2 separate regions of the Homo sapiens genome follow, and region 2 is linked to region 1. Evidence: chromatin contacts called from ENCODE Hi-C or POLR2A ChIA-PET data. All regions are on one chromosome and are shown on one strand. Each heading gives the region's core, a stretch centred on a gene start or an enhancer-like site at or near the end of the contact. The rest is flanking DNA. Distances are from core to core; before and after follow the strand shown. Region 1 overlaps PBX1 (PBX homeobox 1). Region 2 overlaps PBX1 (PBX homeobox 1).

The links. Hi-C counts contacts between places; a loop is a spot of excess contacts on that map. ChIA-PET counts read pairs that join two places held with the same protein, here RNA polymerase II (POLR2A). Pooled maps may share reads with other maps.
Region 2: a map of PC-9 shows a loop between it and region 1 (2.0-fold over the local background). The contact joins two enhancer-like sites. A Hi-C loop is called at or near these places in 1 of 168 maps with a recorded cell type or tissue (PC-9) and 2 of 50 pooled maps. POLR2A ChIA-PET finds 5 or more read pairs at or near these places in 5 of 52 experiments (A673, CD8-positive, alpha-beta T cell, WTC11 and 2 more).

Annotation. Positions count from the first base shown.
Region 1 is chr1:164,649,388-164,653,336 of GRCh38, reverse strand. The region is part of intron 2 of PBX1 (PBX homeobox 1); the gene reads right to left. Among named protein-coding and RNA genes, the nearest start is that of PBX1, 92 kb to the right of the region's middle. RefSeq lists an enhancer at 1,410-2,536. Within about 2 kb of position 1,564, at least 9 of the 41 ENCODE cell types and tissues checked have a DNase peak (open chromatin) inside an H3K27ac peak, as active enhancers do; they include PC-9, where a contact is called at or near this core.
Region 2 is chr1:164,745,434-164,749,932 of GRCh38, reverse strand. All of the region lies in intron 2 of PBX1 (PBX homeobox 1), which reads right to left. Among named protein-coding and RNA genes, the nearest start is that of PBX1-AS1, 27 kb to the left of the region's middle. RefSeq lists enhancers at 1,153-1,672, 805-2,004. Within about 2 kb of position 1,357, at least 10 of the 41 ENCODE cell types and tissues checked have a DNase peak (open chromatin) inside an H3K27ac peak, as active enhancers do; they include PC-9, where a contact is called at or near this core.

The sequences.
Region 1 (3,949 bases), core at 315-2,814:
GATAAAAAAATTGTGGTGTATTCACATAATAGAATACCACTCGATAATAAGGAGGGGTGAAGTACTGATGCAAGCAATAACACAGATAAATCTCAAGAAACAGTGTGATAAGTAAAAGCCGGGTACAAAAGTACACATGTTGTGTAATTCTACTAACAAAGTTTAAACAAGGCTGGGTGTGGTGGGTCACGCCTCTAATGCCAGCACTTTGGGAGGCTGAGGCGGGCAGATCACTTGAGGTCAGGAGTTCAAGACCACCCTGGCCAACATGGCAAAACTCCATCTCTACAAAAAATGCAAAAATTAGCCGGGTGTGGTGGCGCACACCTGTAATCTCAGCTACTCAGGAGGCTGAGGCAGAACTACTTGAACCCGGGAGGTAGAGATTGAAGCAAGCCAAGGTCGCACCACTGCCCTCCAGCCTGAGCGACAGAGTGAGACTCTGTCCGAAAAAAAAAAAAAAGTTTAAACAGGCAAAAATAAACTATGGCGGTGGGGGTGCGGGTGGTAAGAGAAGTAAAAGGGGCTGAAAGAAACTTTCCAGGGTGATAAAGGGGTGTTGGTTACATGAGTATATTTACTTGTCAAAACACTTCAAACTGTATATTTTAGGTCTAACTATTTTGCTGTATATAAATTTTCAAGTTTTAAAATTCACAAGCTTATTTATCTTTTAACTTCCTCCCACCTCTTGACAAAAATCTAGGAAGTTTAGTGGTATAAGGGAAAAACACTGAATTCTGGAAAGGGAGGATCTGAAATGTAACCCTCTTCTCTCACCTTCTAGTTCTATTACCTTGAGCAAGTAAGTTAACATCTCTATCCCTCATTTTTCCCATCTGTAGAATGGGAAGAATCTATTAATGGTCATCTCCAACAAAATGCCCCAAATATAAAATGCCAATAATATAAAGGAAAATGCTTTGTAAATGACACAAGGTTATATAGAAAAGAGATGAAATGAATCACTATTTTCCAAATTGGGGTGGAGTGAGGGGAGGAAAATCTGCTAGAGTACCCCCACAGGGGTTATTTAAATTTATACGAGGTCAGGAGATAGAGACCGTCCTGGCCAACATGGTGAAATCCCGTCTCTACTAAAAATACAAAAATTAGCTGGGTGTGGTGGTACATGCTTGTAATCTCAGCTACTTGGGAGGCTGAGGCAGAAGACTGGCTTGAACCTGGGAGACGGAGATTGCAGTGAGCTGAGATTGTGCCACTGCACTCCAGCCTGGTGACAGAGACTCCCTCTCCAAAAAAAAAAAAGTGATGATTTCCTCTTTCTACCATTTTGAAACATAGATTTCCACAGCTGATCAGAGCCACCAAACCAAGAGCTCACATTTGGCTTCTACTTTTCCTTACACACACACACACACACACACACACACACACACACACACCCTCCCTCCATAAGCTCTGACTCCTCTTACTTGCTCTGTCTGCTTTGCGAGGTGCCCAATCTGCATAAACCATGAAAATAAATCAACCAGACAACGAGGAAAAAGCAACAAACCGCAGCCAAGGCCAAGGTACAAACCCCACCCGGGGAAGAATAGGTCATTAGGTCCTGCTGTGAGTCATGGATGTCACCATGCTTAAAGTGGATTTGGTCGCAGGAGGAAAGTCACCCATTTGTGGGCTCCTCTCTGTCTCATTCCCCTCCTTTCTTCTCCCCCCACCTTCAACTGTTCTTCTTTTTGGAGGGTTGTTTATGTGTTCTCTGCACCTCCCTCTTCCCCTGCTCTTGCTTCTCTCCTGCACTTTCTCTTTCTCTCTAGGCTGGGTTTAATTTGACACCTTGAGCTTTGGTAACGAGGTGGGGAGCAGAGCAGCCACAGCGGAATTCATTAGGCTCAACACTGCAGGGCCCGCTCTCTGTGCGTTAATGACATCGGAGGGTAGGGAAACGAGACAGCCACCACGCGAGATGAAATAAACATGAGGACTGTCAGCAGTGACAGCCTAAGCAAAGGGGACAAAATGAGCCAGGTAGAGACCTTTCCCCGTCCGCACAATGCAAACCGACAGCTTGCAATGCCCCCGCCTCTGCACAGCCTCCACCACCCCCTCCCCTGCACAGCCTCCACCACCCCCTCCCCAAAGCTGAAGGGTGGGTAATGGGGAGGGGGGTGAGATCCAAGTGTGGATGGGAAAGAAGGAAATAAAATACAATTAAATTATCATTGTTTTAACATACAAATTTCATTTATCAGTTTAATGTTGGTGGAAACCGAATTCATCACCCTCCTTCAGAGATGGGAGGTACAAGGAGGCTGGGGTGGGAGCTGACATGCCTGGGCTGGGCTATGCTTGAAGTGTTCTTTCCTTTCCCCTCACCTCTTAAGGTCTAGGCTGATTTTTTTTTTTTCTGAGCAACATCATTCCCCCCATTTTCAACCACCATCCCTCCCTGGTACTAAAGGGAATGCTGCAAGGAGGAAAAGAAGGGAGAAGGGAAGCAGAGGTGGTGGAGAAGGATCTGAAATGCTACTTCCTGCACGCTTTTTTTTTTCTTGGAGGTGGAAGGAGTGGAGGATGATGATGAAAATTCAAGCAGCATGTACTAGACGGCAGAGCAGCATGAGCTACATCCACACTGTGCAAAGTCCTTAATGTGCACACCTAGAGGAGCAAGGGCCCTGTTCTCAGTTAACAGTTGTCAAGAGACAAAGACAGGTTGTCCTGCTGGGTTAACTGGCAAGGAAAGTTTTAGGGACTATGATGGCTCTCTATTCTCCACATAATGCAGACTGTAAACAGACTAAATCAGGGCTGCCTTCTCTTCCAATAGAAAGTAGCAACGATAGTTAGGCATGGTGGTTCACACCTGTAACCCTAGCACTTCGGGAGTCTGAGGCGGGCGGATCACTTGTCAGGAGTCCAAGACCAACCTGGCCAATATGGTCAAACCCTGTCTCTACTAAAAATACAAAAACTAGTCAGGCATGGTAGCAGGTGCCTGTAATCCCAGCTACTCAGGAGGCTGAGGCAGGAGAATCTATTGAACCTGGGAGGCGGAGGCTGCAGTAAGCCAAGATCACGCCAGTGCCCTGCAGCCTGGGCAAAAGAGCAAGACTCCATCTCAAAAAAAAAAAAAAAAAGTAGCAAAGAAAAAGTCTCTCTTTACACCAGATGCCTAAGAGTCCAGTGGCTTCCCCATCTCCAAAAAGTCTCCAAATCTGACTCCATATGGCTGGCCACAATGTGAGGCCCGGGGATGGGATCTGTAGCACTACATTTGCCCTAATTTTGTCTGCAGATCCACATGGCCAGAGTTAAGAGTTGCTTCTATGCCCCTTTCCCAGAAACCTTCAACTCTTTCTCTCCCTTCCTCAGAGAGAGGAGTTTGGTAAGCAAAGACCATATTTTAAAGCCAAATATCTTTGTTTTTTTTTGGCCATGGACTTCTCAAGCAAAGTTTTCAAAGAACCCCCAAAGCTGGCAATGTTATTATGAGAAGGGACATGAAAGCCATTATATTTTTATTAACTAGCATTAAGAGGAATTCATAAGAGAAAGTATGTGAAGGCTGGATCAAGGTCCAAATTCAAACTTAGAACAGACCCAGCATGGTCATTTTGAGTTGCATGAGTTTAAGTTTGCTCCCTGGCAGGGGGTGGAATGCAATAAAAAGCTAACTTGAAAGTTTGCTACAGTATGCTGCAGGGATGTGAAGGACAAGGGAGGCCAGGTGCAGCAGACTGGGAGCTCCTTATGCTTGAATTCATGGGACACAATCTAGGAAGCCAAGTGGCCATGGCTCCAAGCCACACATAGGAACAACTAACACCAGAAAACAGCCACTTTCGCATACTGGGGGGAAAAAACTGATAGATTTAGGGCATTATCTTTTCAAGGGGTTGGGAGGATGACAGTTTTGTCAAACAGGTCCTGGGTTTAAGGTTTAGAGACTCCCAACAAAAGTATTCTCTACATTCGAAAA
Region 2 (4,499 bases), core at 108-2,607, 97 kb before region 1:
AGACACAGTCTTACTAATGTTGCCCAGGCTGGTCTGGAACTCCTGGGCTCAAGCGATGAATATCTGCATTCATTCAAACCCTCATTCCCACATCCTCTTGATCTGTCAGATGCTGGTAATCACCATCAGACAGGGTGGATCATCTATACGGGCCTGCTTGGTCCACGGTTCTCCTAAGCCATGCACAGTGCTTTGATCAATGACAAATTCATTCTCTCCCTTTTGCTCTGCCTCCCATCCATCCATCCACTCACCCATCCAATCATCCCCCAGCTACTGTACTTCTAAAAAGTTTTTTTGTGGTCAAAGGGTCCAAGCCTTGCTAATAACAGTGGGTTAATCATGTGAAGAATTAAATCTACCAAAAATCTCCAGCAACTCCAAATCAAATACCTGAATATGGACTTTATTTCACTATTATATTGCTGATGAGTGGCATTTGGCAGAATTTGAAGGAGGAGAAAAACAAAAATGTATCATTTTCTTTCTGTGTCTATCCAGGACTGGCTATACTAAATGCTATTCATCATTACTTTCACCTATTTGTAGGGTAATAATACTTAAAACTCTATCTGAGAAATATTAAGCAGTTGTTAAAAATAATTATAAAAAGTAATAAAGTAACAGAAAATTTCTGTATTAAGTTGTAAGATGAATAAGCAAGATATATATTGTTTATGTTCCAATTTTAGCTAGCTAATATATTATATATGCAAATAGATTAAAAACTGAAAGGGGGCATTACTAAAAATGCAATGAGTTGTATATTTGAAGGGCAGGGCTATCAGCTTTTTTTTCCCTTTGTTTTCCAGACTTTCTGTAATGTTTTAATATTGTCCTGTTCATGAAGACAAGGAAGAATATCTCAAAGGGCTTTAGTTATGGTTGATTTTTTTCCTATTCTTGGTAGCTTAGAAAATTTCCCAACCAGGAGTGAGGTCTAGCTATCAATGTCAAGGTGGAAAAAATATGCCAAGAGTGGTGAGCTTGCTCTTTTTGGCTTCCTCCTACATTTCTGATCCCATCTTGGAGTGGAGAAAGATTCCTCCACCCCTCCATCACACACCACTGCTCCTGCCCCAGTGCTCACCCCATCCTAGTCCCATGCGGTTAGGGTGATATGTTCCAGTCTTCATTTGAGGTCTGATGCAATGTGTTGACCTTGCTCCTCAGCTTATCTTGAGTAAGGGATGAATGTCATGGCCATATGCTTCCCATGACCACAATTCTCATTCTCATCAGAGATCCAGGAAAGCTTCCTCTGAATTCAGCCAAACTGCAATGTGTAAACATTTCTGCTGTGAGATTTGAAACTTGCGATAGAAATTCCAAGCCAGAAGCTTCTGCAAAATATGTGAATCACAGGGAAAGAATCTGCTCTTTTCTGATTGACCCTTTTAATGACGTATTATTTAACCTTAGATGATAGAGATCACAGAGCCTGCCGTGACCTCTTCTAATGACTGTTAAGCTGACCTTAGGCAACAAAGCCGGCAGGAATCAGAATTGATTAGGAGGATTTGCTACCTCTTTCCAAAGAGGCCGGATATAGAGTTCTTATTTCCACTTAATTATCTCTTGGCCTCTGATCCACATGACTGCTTCTAGAAGCCAGCAGGAAACGTGAGGCGAGGAAAGTCAGTCGAACCTCAATGAACTGGCTCTCCACGTACCCTGGAGACACACACACCTTTTGTATTGTACAATTACTATTTATGGTGTGACATGATCTTTCTTTATCATGTACTTTTTAATAAAGGATTTGACATACACTATTAGTTTTAACACTTTGCATCTCAAATCCTGCTAGTCTGCTTGTATAATTAGCTGTGGCTTGACAAACAAAAACTCAAAAGCAAAAACACGAATGGTGCCCATACTGTTTATCACAATGGCTAAACTTGATCATTTTGGAGTAAGAATAGTGGGTACACCTCTTTTCATGAACTGCTTGGCATGCATCATTTACTTATGATGCATACTCATGATTTGTGTATAATTGGGAGGTGGATTAAAAAATGTTGCTGTTCTAATTTGTAAACCTTTATCTTCTAGCTCTCAACCTCCAATCTAAACAAAATTCTAAAGCTGTCTAGCCCCAGGATACCCTAGGGCTAGACACAATTCCTCTGTGAATGCATAGATAGCCACTACCTTGGTATCATAGTATCTCAGGTTGAGTCCTAGATTACTTAAGCATCATTAAAGTCCAGCAAATTTTTCTATGAGAGGATTATTAATTATTTTACAGTTGCTCTAACCCTGAGCCTAAGAAGAGACAGCAAGCAAAATCCTGCTTTACTCACTTTTCATGTGGAAACTGGCAAATACTTTCATTTCCAGTGTGCCCGTGGTCATTCAAGATTCAGAGAGACACAGTTACTTCCTTAAGGACACACAAAGTCAATGGCTGTTCTAACCTAAAGTCTATCTAGCAGAACACAAAATATACAGAAACATACTGTTATGTTACATCCATAACAGGCCAAGAATATAAGCATGACCAAAGTTATCTTCTGTGAATAGCTTCAGTCTACCTTTTTGTACTTTGAAATATGTATGTATATAAAATACATACATACATATGTGTGTGTGTGTATATATATATATATACATGATTCATACATATACAGATGCTAAATTTACATAAGTAGGAGAGTTACAAACATAGTACTCTCTACAGCCTAAGCCTATTTTTTTAAAAAAGATCATTCTCAAATTTACTGGTATTTCAAATTTGGAAAAAGGAACTAGCAGTATTTAGTGGTAAGAACACAAATGGTAGAGTCAGAAGATCAGAATTAGAGCTGGTACTCAGCAAATTTTGAGTTAGGTACTCTCTGGAAACTCAATCTGTTTAAGCCTCAATTCCTCACCTGCACAATAGGAACAACAATATCTCCTCAAAGATTTCTGGAGAGAATGAAATGAAAAAATGCAGTGATTTTTCAAAAGAATTTCCTGAAACATGAACTCCTTTCTTAAGATTACTAAGAAGCCCGATATGCAAAAGAGGCCCAAATGGCCCTACATCAGAAGAGTAGGATCTTGTAATAGCTCTTCTGCCAGCAACCCCATCAGCCCTACCCCATGCACTCACTGGAACCATGAGAATCCACTGGAATTCTCTGTAAAACATAGGAGATAATTCACATAAAAGCAATATAAAACTGCTTTATCAAAATGAGGGCTGATAAAAATCGAGATAAGAATAGTTTAGGAAAGGGCCAGGCGTGGTGGCTCATGGCTGTAATCCCAGCACTTTGGGAGGCTGAGGCGGGTGGATCACGAGGTCAAGAGTTCGAGAACAGCCTGGCCACATGAGGTCAAGGGTTCGAGAACAGCCTGGCCAATGTGGTAAAACCCCGTCTCTACTAAGAATACAAAACTTAGCCGGGCGTGGTGGCACATGCCTGTAATCCCAGCTACTCGAGAGGCTGAGGCAGGAGAATCACTTGAACCTGGGAGGTGGAGGTTGCAGTGAGCTGAGATCGTGCCACTACACTCCAGCCTGGGCAACAGAGCAAGACTCCATCTTGAAGAAGAAGAAGAAGAAAAAAGAATAGTTTAGGAAAAAAAGACAACTATTTACCATAGCTTTCTCAAATTACATTTACAATTTTACTACTTGTTACCACTTTTACCTATGAATTTCATGCTAAGCAACTGAGACTTGCGAGTGAGGTACTTCTTATAACTATACCCTATACAGTCTGCACTGAACCTCTTGCATGACCAAGATGCCAAACACAGGAAACATACCTCTACATACTTTGAAACTTAAAAGCTGACTTTTCTAGCTTTTCTTTGGCTGAAGGAAAATTAATTTAACACTTCATTTTGAAATACTTAGAATAGCCATTTAAAAATATACATGTACTAATGTTCTATTATAAAATAATCGTATGCCTCTCTAGGTGATGCCATGGGCCATGTGCGAGCAACAGGTCAGTGACTGTTTGATCATGATATTTACCATGTATGGAGGGGGCCAATAGGAACGATCCTCTAGAGGCACATGACTCAATGATTTAATTCTGGCTGCACTGGGAAGAGTATTTGGAGAATGGAACTCAGCAATGTCAGGTCAGTTACGTTCAGTCATGTATGCATATATGAAGGCACACAGCAGAATTAAGAGACTTTTCTGAAGGCTCTTGGAAAAGTCCTATCGCAGATGGGCTCTCAGCTCTGTTAATGTCCTTATTAGACACTTCAGAGCAGGAGTAAATTCTCTCTGGCAGAAAATGCTTAGAAGCTTTAGCCCAGCCTGTAGCTGGTTGACTAGGTTTATTACTAATTACTATTGAACTGATATTGTTGCTATTACTACTACCTTCTTTGGGTGCTTTAAATTTAGATGATGCAGCTCAATTAGAAGACCTCAAATCACTTTACACAGTTCCTGCGTTGACAAGTGGTGATGTTTAAAAGGTTCATCATTTGTGGTTCTCTGAGCACTTTCCAACATGCTATTAGAGCACTTTGGTGAAAAAATA